Regions from separate parts of the Homo sapiens genome. Here region 1 is linked to region 2. Evidence: chromatin contacts called from ENCODE Hi-C or POLR2A ChIA-PET data. All regions are on one chromosome and are shown on one strand. Each heading gives the region's core, a stretch centred on a gene start or an enhancer-like site at or near the end of the contact. The rest is flanking DNA. Distances are from core to core; before and after follow the strand shown. Region 1 has its middle 63 kb from the start of LIMCH1. Region 2 holds the start of LIMCH1 (LIM and calponin homology domains 1).

Region 1 (4,195 bases), core at 935-3,434, 63 kb before region 2:
ACAGAGCTGTTGATGGTTGGAAAATGCATTAGTCTTTTCTCTCTTTTACAAACAACAGATCCCTGTGTCAATCAGTAGTAAAATAGCAACTGGTCTGTTTTGCTGGTTCTACTGATCACCTCCCTTGCAGTGTAATCAAGAGTCTAGTTCAGGGCCTTTATCTCACCCTGATACAAGAATCAACTGAAAATGGATTAAAGACTTAAATGCAAAACCTGAAAGTACAAAACTACTAAAAGAAAACATAGGGGAAAACTCCATGACATTGGTCTGGGCAGTGATTTCTTGGATATGACCCCAAAGCACAGGCAGCAAAAGCAAAAATAGACAAATGAGATTGCATCAAACTTAAAAGCTTCTGCACAGCGAAGGAAACAGTTAACAGTATAAAAAGACAGCCTACAGATTGGGAGAAAATATTTGCAAATCATACATCAGATAAGGGGCCAATGTCCAAAATATAGAAGGAACTGTAATGACTAATTAACAAGAAAACACATAACCTTATTTTAAAAATGGGCAAATGGCAGGCACAGTGGTTTACGCCTGTAATCTCAGCACTTTGGGAGGCTGAGGCAGGGGCATCACCTGAGGTCAGGATTTTGAGACCAGCCTGGCCAACATGGAACAACCCTGTCTCTACTAAAAATAAAAAAATTAACAAGGCACGGTGGTGCGCCCCTGTAATCCCAGCTACTCGGGAGGTTGAGACATGATAATTGCTTGAACGCATGAAGGGGAGATTGCAGTAAGTCAAGGTTGCACCACTGCACTCCAGCCTGGGCAACAGAGTGAGACTCTGCATCTCAAAATAAAAATAAAAACAAAAATGGGTGGTCAGGCGCGGTGGCTCACGCCTGTAATCCCAGCACTTTGGGAGGCTGAGGCAGGTGGATCACAAGGGCAGGAGTTCAAGACCAGCCTGGCCAATGTGGTGAAACCCTGTCTCTACTAAAAATACAAAAATTAGCTGGGTGTGGTGGCAGGCACCTGTAGTCCCAGCTACTCAGTAGGCTGAGGCAGCAGAATCGCTTGAACCCAGGAGGTGGAGGTTGCAGTGAGCCAAGATCGCACCACTGCTGTCCAGCCTGGGCGACAGAGTGAGACTCTGTGTCTCAAAATAAAAATAAAAATGGGCAAAGGACCTGGATAGACTATTCTCAAAAGAAGACACACAAATGGCCAACAGATATATGAAAATATGCTCAACACCTCTAATCACTAGAAAAATGCAAAATAAAACCACAATGAGATATCACCTCACACCTGTTAGATTGGCTATTATCAAAAAGACAATAGATAACAAACATTGGTGAGGATCTGGAGAACGGGAACCCTCATACACTGTTGGTGGTATTGTAAATTAGTATAGCCATTTTGGAAAACAATAGGGAGGTTCCTCAAACAACTAAAAAATAAAATTATCATATGCTCCAGCATCCCACCAATGGGCATATACCCAAAGGAATTGAAATCAGTGTGTCGAAGAGATGTCTGTGTTCCCGTGTTGACTGCAGCACTATTCACCATAGCCAAGATATGGAAACAACAGAGTGTTCACAACAGATTAAAATGTGGTATATATACACAAAGGAGTATTATTCAGCCTTAAAAAAAAAAGCCAGGAAATTCTGTCATTTGGACAATATGAGCGAACCTAGAGGACATTGTGCTAAATGAAATAAACCAGGCACCAAGAGACAATTTTCAGGAGTTTAGTGGAGACCTTTGCTTTTGTTTTCTATTGCCTACCTGTATCCAGGAAATCAGAAACAGCCATCTGAAAGGACGCTAGTTTACATTATTCAAGTACTTGTGTCTTTCTATAAGATGTTGACTGTTTATAAATAAGAGTATATGCAAGTTTAGAAGTATCTGAATGTTTATATAGTTACATGCTTTGTTTTCAATCATTATTTGATAAAATTCTCCAATTTCATGAATATTCAGAAATTATAATACAGTTGGAGCACTGCAATTGGATTAACTCTTAGTCCTATAATGTATGTCATACAGACTGTGAGTTTGCAGTAGGGGTCTGGAGCCAGTTCATATGACTGGGGAGAAGGGATTGTGTCTGTTTCTTCCCCACTTTGCATTCAGTGATATCAGGTTGAGCATGAATTCAGCTAAGGTGGGAATGTTGAAACCACAGAAGCTGGCAAATGCTGTACATTAGGAATCTCCCTATTCCCATGAGAACTGGTTGTTAAACAAACATTTTAGAACACCCTTAGTCCTAGGTCATTTCTCAGGATGACTTGATTATAAAGAATGTGGGAGTTGAACAGTGAGGACACATGGACACAGGGAGGGGAACATCACACCCTGGGGCCTGTTGGAGGGTGGGGGGCAAGGGGAGGGAGAGCATTAGGACAAATACCTAGTGCATGCGGAGCTTAAAAACTAGATGACTGGTTGATAGGTGCAGCAAACCACCATGGCACGTGTATACCTATGTAACAAACCTGCACATTCAGCACATGTATCCCAGAACTTAAAGTAAAATAATACAAAAAAAGACATTAAAAAGATTTTTAAAAATACAATCAAGGACCTTTTAGAACACAGTGAGTGTTTTAACAATAACACAATTGCCTCTTATTTATTTATTTTTAGAGACAAGGTCTTGCTCTGTCGCCCAGGCTGGAGGGCAGTGGCATGATTATAGCTCACTGTAACCTTGAACTCCTGGGCTCAAGTGATCCTCCTGCCTCAGCCTTTCAAAGTGCTGGGATTCCAGACATGAGCTCTCACACCTGGCCCTCACAATTGCCTTTTATATCTTTATTCCTTTCTTCATTTCCCCAGTCTTTTGGTTAATGGTGTTTAAGCTGATGTGTGGCCACAAGGTCCCATTGTTTGTTGGTTGGTTGGTTAAACATGATTCTCACCTATTAGTTTCATAAAGAATAACCTTGCTTTTTTTCCTGTAATTTCAAGAGGATAGTCCAGTTTTGCATTGTTTCCTTAGAGTTCTTGGTAATACCCTGGAGACAGCACTTGTTCTTCATTGCTGTGGGCGTTGTTCGTGGAGGTGGAGGTAAGGAGAGCCAAATACAGAGCCTGAGCAAGGTTCACTCCTGTGCAGGCCAAGATGGCTGCTGCTGCCTCTGGCGGGGCAACACCACACTCTGCATCAGCAATGCTCAGTGATGAATGGCATTTTAGTGGGCTGGGTTACCACCTGCTGTCTGTATCACAAACCAGCCAAAAGAACAGATTTCCTGCCATAATACATTATTTATAAGTCTAAGGAACCAAAGGAAGATAAGTAGGGAAATATTTTGTTCCAAAAATGCCTGATGGTATTAAATGAGGCATCTTGTCTTCCTTCCTTCTGTTCCCCTCCACCCTCCCTTAATGGATATGTATTTTCATTCCATAGGGGACTGAGTTGTATATAGGATTATTTCAAGCTGGATTCTTTGGGTACTTGTGATGATTTTTTAAAAACAAAGATAAAAATCCAGGGACCTGACAAAGATTGTTATTATTTCACCCCTTTGGTGTTGAGTGAATTGACAATAAATGCACAGATGTGTTGATGTTTTTCTGGATTTGGGGGTTTATTTTCTTATTACACATTTTGAGGAAAAGGCGCATTGAAGAGAGCAGAAGGTGTCATAGGCAGTGGAAGTCTGATCTTTCTTTGCAACTCAACTGATAATAGGGGGAAATCAGCAACATATTTAGACAACATGGCACACTGGCTAGGAGGGCAGGTCAGGAGCCAGACTGCCCAGCTTAGAATCCTGGGTCTGCCACCTGCTAGCTATAGGAAATTGGGCAAATTACTTAATGGTCTGTACTTTTGTTTCTTCATCTGGAGACCAGGGATAATAATAATGCTTATATCCAGGCTCCTGATAGCCCACTGAGCACTTTTGTGTAAATTAGAAAAGGCAGCTCCCCAGGGTGGACTCTATGGGCTTGGGTACAGACAGTAGCTTTATGTGAATTAGGAAAACAGGACTCTTCCTTCAGAGGAGTTTGCGTGGTTTAGCAAAGAGAGCTCAGGCTGGGTGTTCCCCCCACCATGACAACCTGTGTAAGCAGCTGTGGTAGCTCTGACTACCACACCGGGTGCTGAGGAGTAAACGAGTTGATGAAGATTCAATAAAAGATGCTGTTATTATCATCATCATTATTTTGAGGTGACAAGCTAGAGTAGAAGAGGGTTCAGAAGAGCCTG
Region 2 (4,039 bases), core at 1,393-3,892:
TTTTGCCTTTTTATAAGGACACTGTCGTATTGGATTAGGGCCCCCTCAGATGACCTCATATAACTTAATTACCTTCTTACAGTCACTACAGTCACATTCTGAGTTAGAACGGGTTAGGAGTTCAAGATACGAATTGGGGGAGGGAGGAGGAGACAATTTAGCTCGTAACAGTGGGTTAGCCAGCTAAGCCCTTAAATTCTTATTCACGTGTGTTTTGAATGCCTAGACTTGCTAGCTGAAGTCTAATATCCTCTTTCTGCACCACCACAAACTATTTTTCCAAATTTGTTTCCATAATTATTCTGTGTCTCTGCAGAGGTGGAAGGTTATATATAGCAGTGCTGTAAAGCTTTTTTTTCCCCAACTTCATTTTTTTTTCCCTTTCCTGTTCCCGAAAAAACAAAAAATGCCATTCTTTGAAGAAAGAAACCACTTGTTCTCCCTTATCTTTCGTTGAACAGCGTTTAGCAGAATTTGTGACATTACATCAGTTCCTCACTTTTTTCCCTTAGGAATAGACCTTCAATTACAAACTGTGAGCAAAAAATATATAATAGCAGGAAATACATATTTCAGCTGACGTCTGACTCCTTTTTTTCCATAGTTATAGCTTACCTAGAGGATAACTTTCTGTGGAACTAATTCTTAGCATGTATTCCAAACCCAGGTTTATAGGGATTTGGTTGTTTGACAACAGGAAAAAAATACCACCAAATGTATGAAGTATGAGACCATGCTAGGCTGAAACAGCACTTCTCTTAAAACGTGCCTTCCTCTGGATTGTTTTTGTAGGAAGTTTGTCTTGGCAAGCATTTCAAAAGAACTCGCTAGACGCCTCTCTTGTAATTAGCTGGCTTTCTGCTAGAATGTTAGGTCTACCTTCATCTCAAATGGTACAAAAATTAATTCCTCTCTGTCGCTCTGTCCACAGTATAAAATACTAGATTTCTGAGTAGTTTGATATCTAATTTTTCCTTTCTAAAATTTAACTATATTCAGTTTAAGTTTTTGATTTAACTTAAACATAACATTAAAAATAGGATGATTGATATAATGTTATATAGGAATGGTACTTTTCCTCTTTTCCCTCAGTGTTAAAAGAATGGTACTTTTTCCTCACAAAAACCTATATCCCCAGCCATGGAAAGAATATCAGACAAACCTAAATGGAAGGATATTCTACAAAATACCCGACCAGTATTCTTCAAAACTGTCAAGGCCATCAAAAGCAAGGCATATCTGAGAAACAAGGAAAGTCCAGAAAAAGTTAAGGAGACATAATGATTAAATATTATATGGCATTATAGATGGGATCTTAAAACAGAAAGAGCATATTAGGGAAAAACTAATGAAATCCAAATAAAACATGGATTTAGTTAATAGTAGTGTACCAGTGTTTATTTCTTAACTGTGATAAATGTAGATGTACCATAGGAATGTAAGATGTAAGACATGAGTTATACTGAAACTCTGCATATTATCTTTGTAGCTTTCTATAAATCTAAAAACTATTCTAAAATAAAAAGTTCACTTAAAGTAGGATGAATGACAATAAAGATAAAAGAGCATAATGCAAGGAAACTATGAAATAGGTAAGGAAATACAGAAGTTATTAATAAATATTAAATGTCAGCCTACCACTTGATGTATTTGTGTCAATAAATGGCAGGATACCAGTGAGTCCATTGGCATATTAATCCAATAAACTTTTATAAATGATGAATTGGTTGTAAACATTGTGTTTTATAGCATTTGAAAATTCCAAATGGTAACTCCGCACACGATGCTTCTGCTCACATATTTCAGCATCCTGCTTTTAGAATCTGCAGAAAGAAATAGTTCATGTCCTTTAGGGAGGTTTAATAAAAAGCAACAGGTGGAAAATGGATTTTGCAGTAGCATGAACAGCCATAACCATAAATACTAGTACCTCAGAATTATACCAGCAGAGGACTGTAAACACATTAATCTCCCAGCAGTGCAGAAATTCCATTCTCAGATGTCATCTCAATTTCAGGCACAAAGATTGAATGCCTCCATTTAAATTCAAAACACTGAAGGAATATGATGATCCTTTTTTTTCATGGGGATTCATGGAGTGAGTTTGCCAGTTTCCTCATCTATAAGATGGGGTTGATAAATCCCATCTCAGCATTGTGGGATTAAATGAGATGATATACATAAAATACCTAATATGATGGATGGTACACAGGATGTTTTCAATAAATGGTAGTTTACTTTTTATTATGCTCATGAACATTAGGATGGTCTTAGAATCCCAGAACTAGAAGCCACTTAGAGATTTACTTTTTGAAACATTGTTATTTTACAAATAAGGAAACTGAGACCAGAAGGCAGTGACTTGCCTGGAGTCAGGCAGCAACTTTGTTCCAGAGTTGGGACTGGAGTGAGTCTTTGTTCCTCGGGTCCCACTTGGGTGCTTTTTCTAGATCCAGATTTCCTGACAGTACTGCAAACCTACTGTGTGCTAGTGGCTGACACAAAGCTCTCTGCACAATTCCAATCCTGGCATCTCTACTTCTGAAGATGCCATTCCTTTTCCTCAGAGGGAATGGGCTTCTCCGCCTCCCTCTCCAATAGGTGTGGCAATCAGCTGTCTTCCAGTTCCCTTTCACTGCATCAGCATTTCAGCCGCAGCAGCCTGCTTGTGGACAGAGCAGGGGTTGGCAGTGGTGACGACTGTTTTGGGAAAGGAAATGTAAGGGCATTTCGGCTGCTGTGCTGGGGCTGACGAGGAGCACACAGGAGAGATGCCCCTCCCATCTCCCAGAGTGGGTTGGCTGGAGTTCATTGCGGAGCATGAGGACGTGTGGGGGTAAGTAAAATTCATTATAAAAGAAATACATGCTTAGGGGTATCCATGATGGAAAGAAGGAAGCTATTTAGACTTTAATACTTGGTTTAAAAAAAAGTGACTTTTTATTCACTTATTAGTATGGCGAAAATAATATGAAAATTACTTTCCTGTGGATTCATCTTGTCCTTTGATAACTGTTAGCACCTGTTGCTTTTAATTAAGCTTTTTTTTTTTTTTAATTCCCTAAGGAAAGCATTGTTTTTTATTTTCCGGTATGTGGTACAAGACACATAACTCCATTAGTTTAGTCAAAATAAAAAGGATTTTTGAGAATTTTGAGAATGAGAAGCAACTTGGCTGCATTTTTAAGATGTGGTCCAGCAGCACATGGTGTTGTGGGGGAGATGTGGCTGCATTCATGGTGGGGCTGCTTCACCTGAGCCCCTGTCACATTCTGCTCCTGACTCCACAGCCCCCTTTGCTTTTTAAAAACTTCCATTTCTTAAAATGAGGAGGAAAAGAAGCAAGGAAGACATTGGGGAGGCAGGGAGGAGTCTGGAGGGAAGGGCTGCATCTCCAGCCTTGCCCACTTAGTCCTTGTCCTTCATAGTCACTATTTACTGCAGGCCGGGAAAGGAATGGGGGTTATTTCTGGACAATTGTCTCATAAAATCCCGTCAGACCCGTCTGAATGCTAAACGTTCCATGGCACTGGTTATCTAGGGGAAGAAAATTTTCCTTAGCCAAATTTATGAGGCTGGGTTGAAAATCAGGTTGAAACAGAGCCTGGCGAATCCCTATGGCAAAATGATTCATCTTTGTGGAGTCGGGAAATCTATTTTTATCACCTTTATTCAGCCAGCTCCTGATTGTGATTCTCTCACTGAGCTACAGCCGTTTTCTTCATGGTGCTGAATAGACCAAATGTCTCAGGAGTCTGAAACTTCTCTCCTGCCACTCCCAGAGTGGCTGATTCAGCAGTCCCGGGAGAAGGGGTTTGTCCTGTGCTGCGCGGGTGGGTTCCGCACAAGGTGAAGGTCAAATAAAACCGAGAGGCTGCAAGTGTCAGCAGCCAGCCTTTGACTCAGGAATCCTGCCTGAGGGTATGTGCCACTCTGCTCTCCTGCTCTCTCTGTAAGGTGACTAGAAGGTGACTGGGCAGCCATAACTCCTCCAATTTTGAAGACCTTCCCAAGGGAAGAAGGGGCAAGAATAAGCCAC

The links. A loop is a pair of places that touch in the nucleus more often than their neighbours do. ChIA-PET counts read pairs that join two places held with the same protein, here RNA polymerase II (POLR2A). Pooled maps may share reads with other maps.
Region 1: a map of PC-9 shows a loop between it and region 2 (7-fold over the local background). The contact joins the enhancer-like site here to the promoter of LIMCH1 in region 2. A Hi-C loop is called at or near these places in 1 of 168 maps with a recorded cell type or tissue (PC-9) and 1 of 50 pooled maps. POLR2A ChIA-PET finds 5 or more read pairs at or near these places in 2 of 52 experiments (K562 and PC-9).

Annotation. Positions count from the first base shown.
Region 1 is chr4:41,473,372-41,477,566 of GRCh38, forward strand. It overlaps a transcript of LIMCH1 not described here. Among named protein-coding and RNA genes, the nearest start is that of LIMCH1, 63 kb to the right of the region's middle. Within about 2 kb of position 2,185, at least 2 of the 41 ENCODE cell types and tissues checked have a DNase peak (open chromatin) inside an H3K27ac peak, as active enhancers do; they include PC-9, where a contact is called at or near this core.
Region 2 is chr4:41,535,515-41,539,553 of GRCh38, forward strand. LIMCH1 (LIM and calponin homology domains 1) reads left to right here and starts at 2,643. Exons shown (of 32, transcript NM_001330672.2): 1 at 2,643-2,836.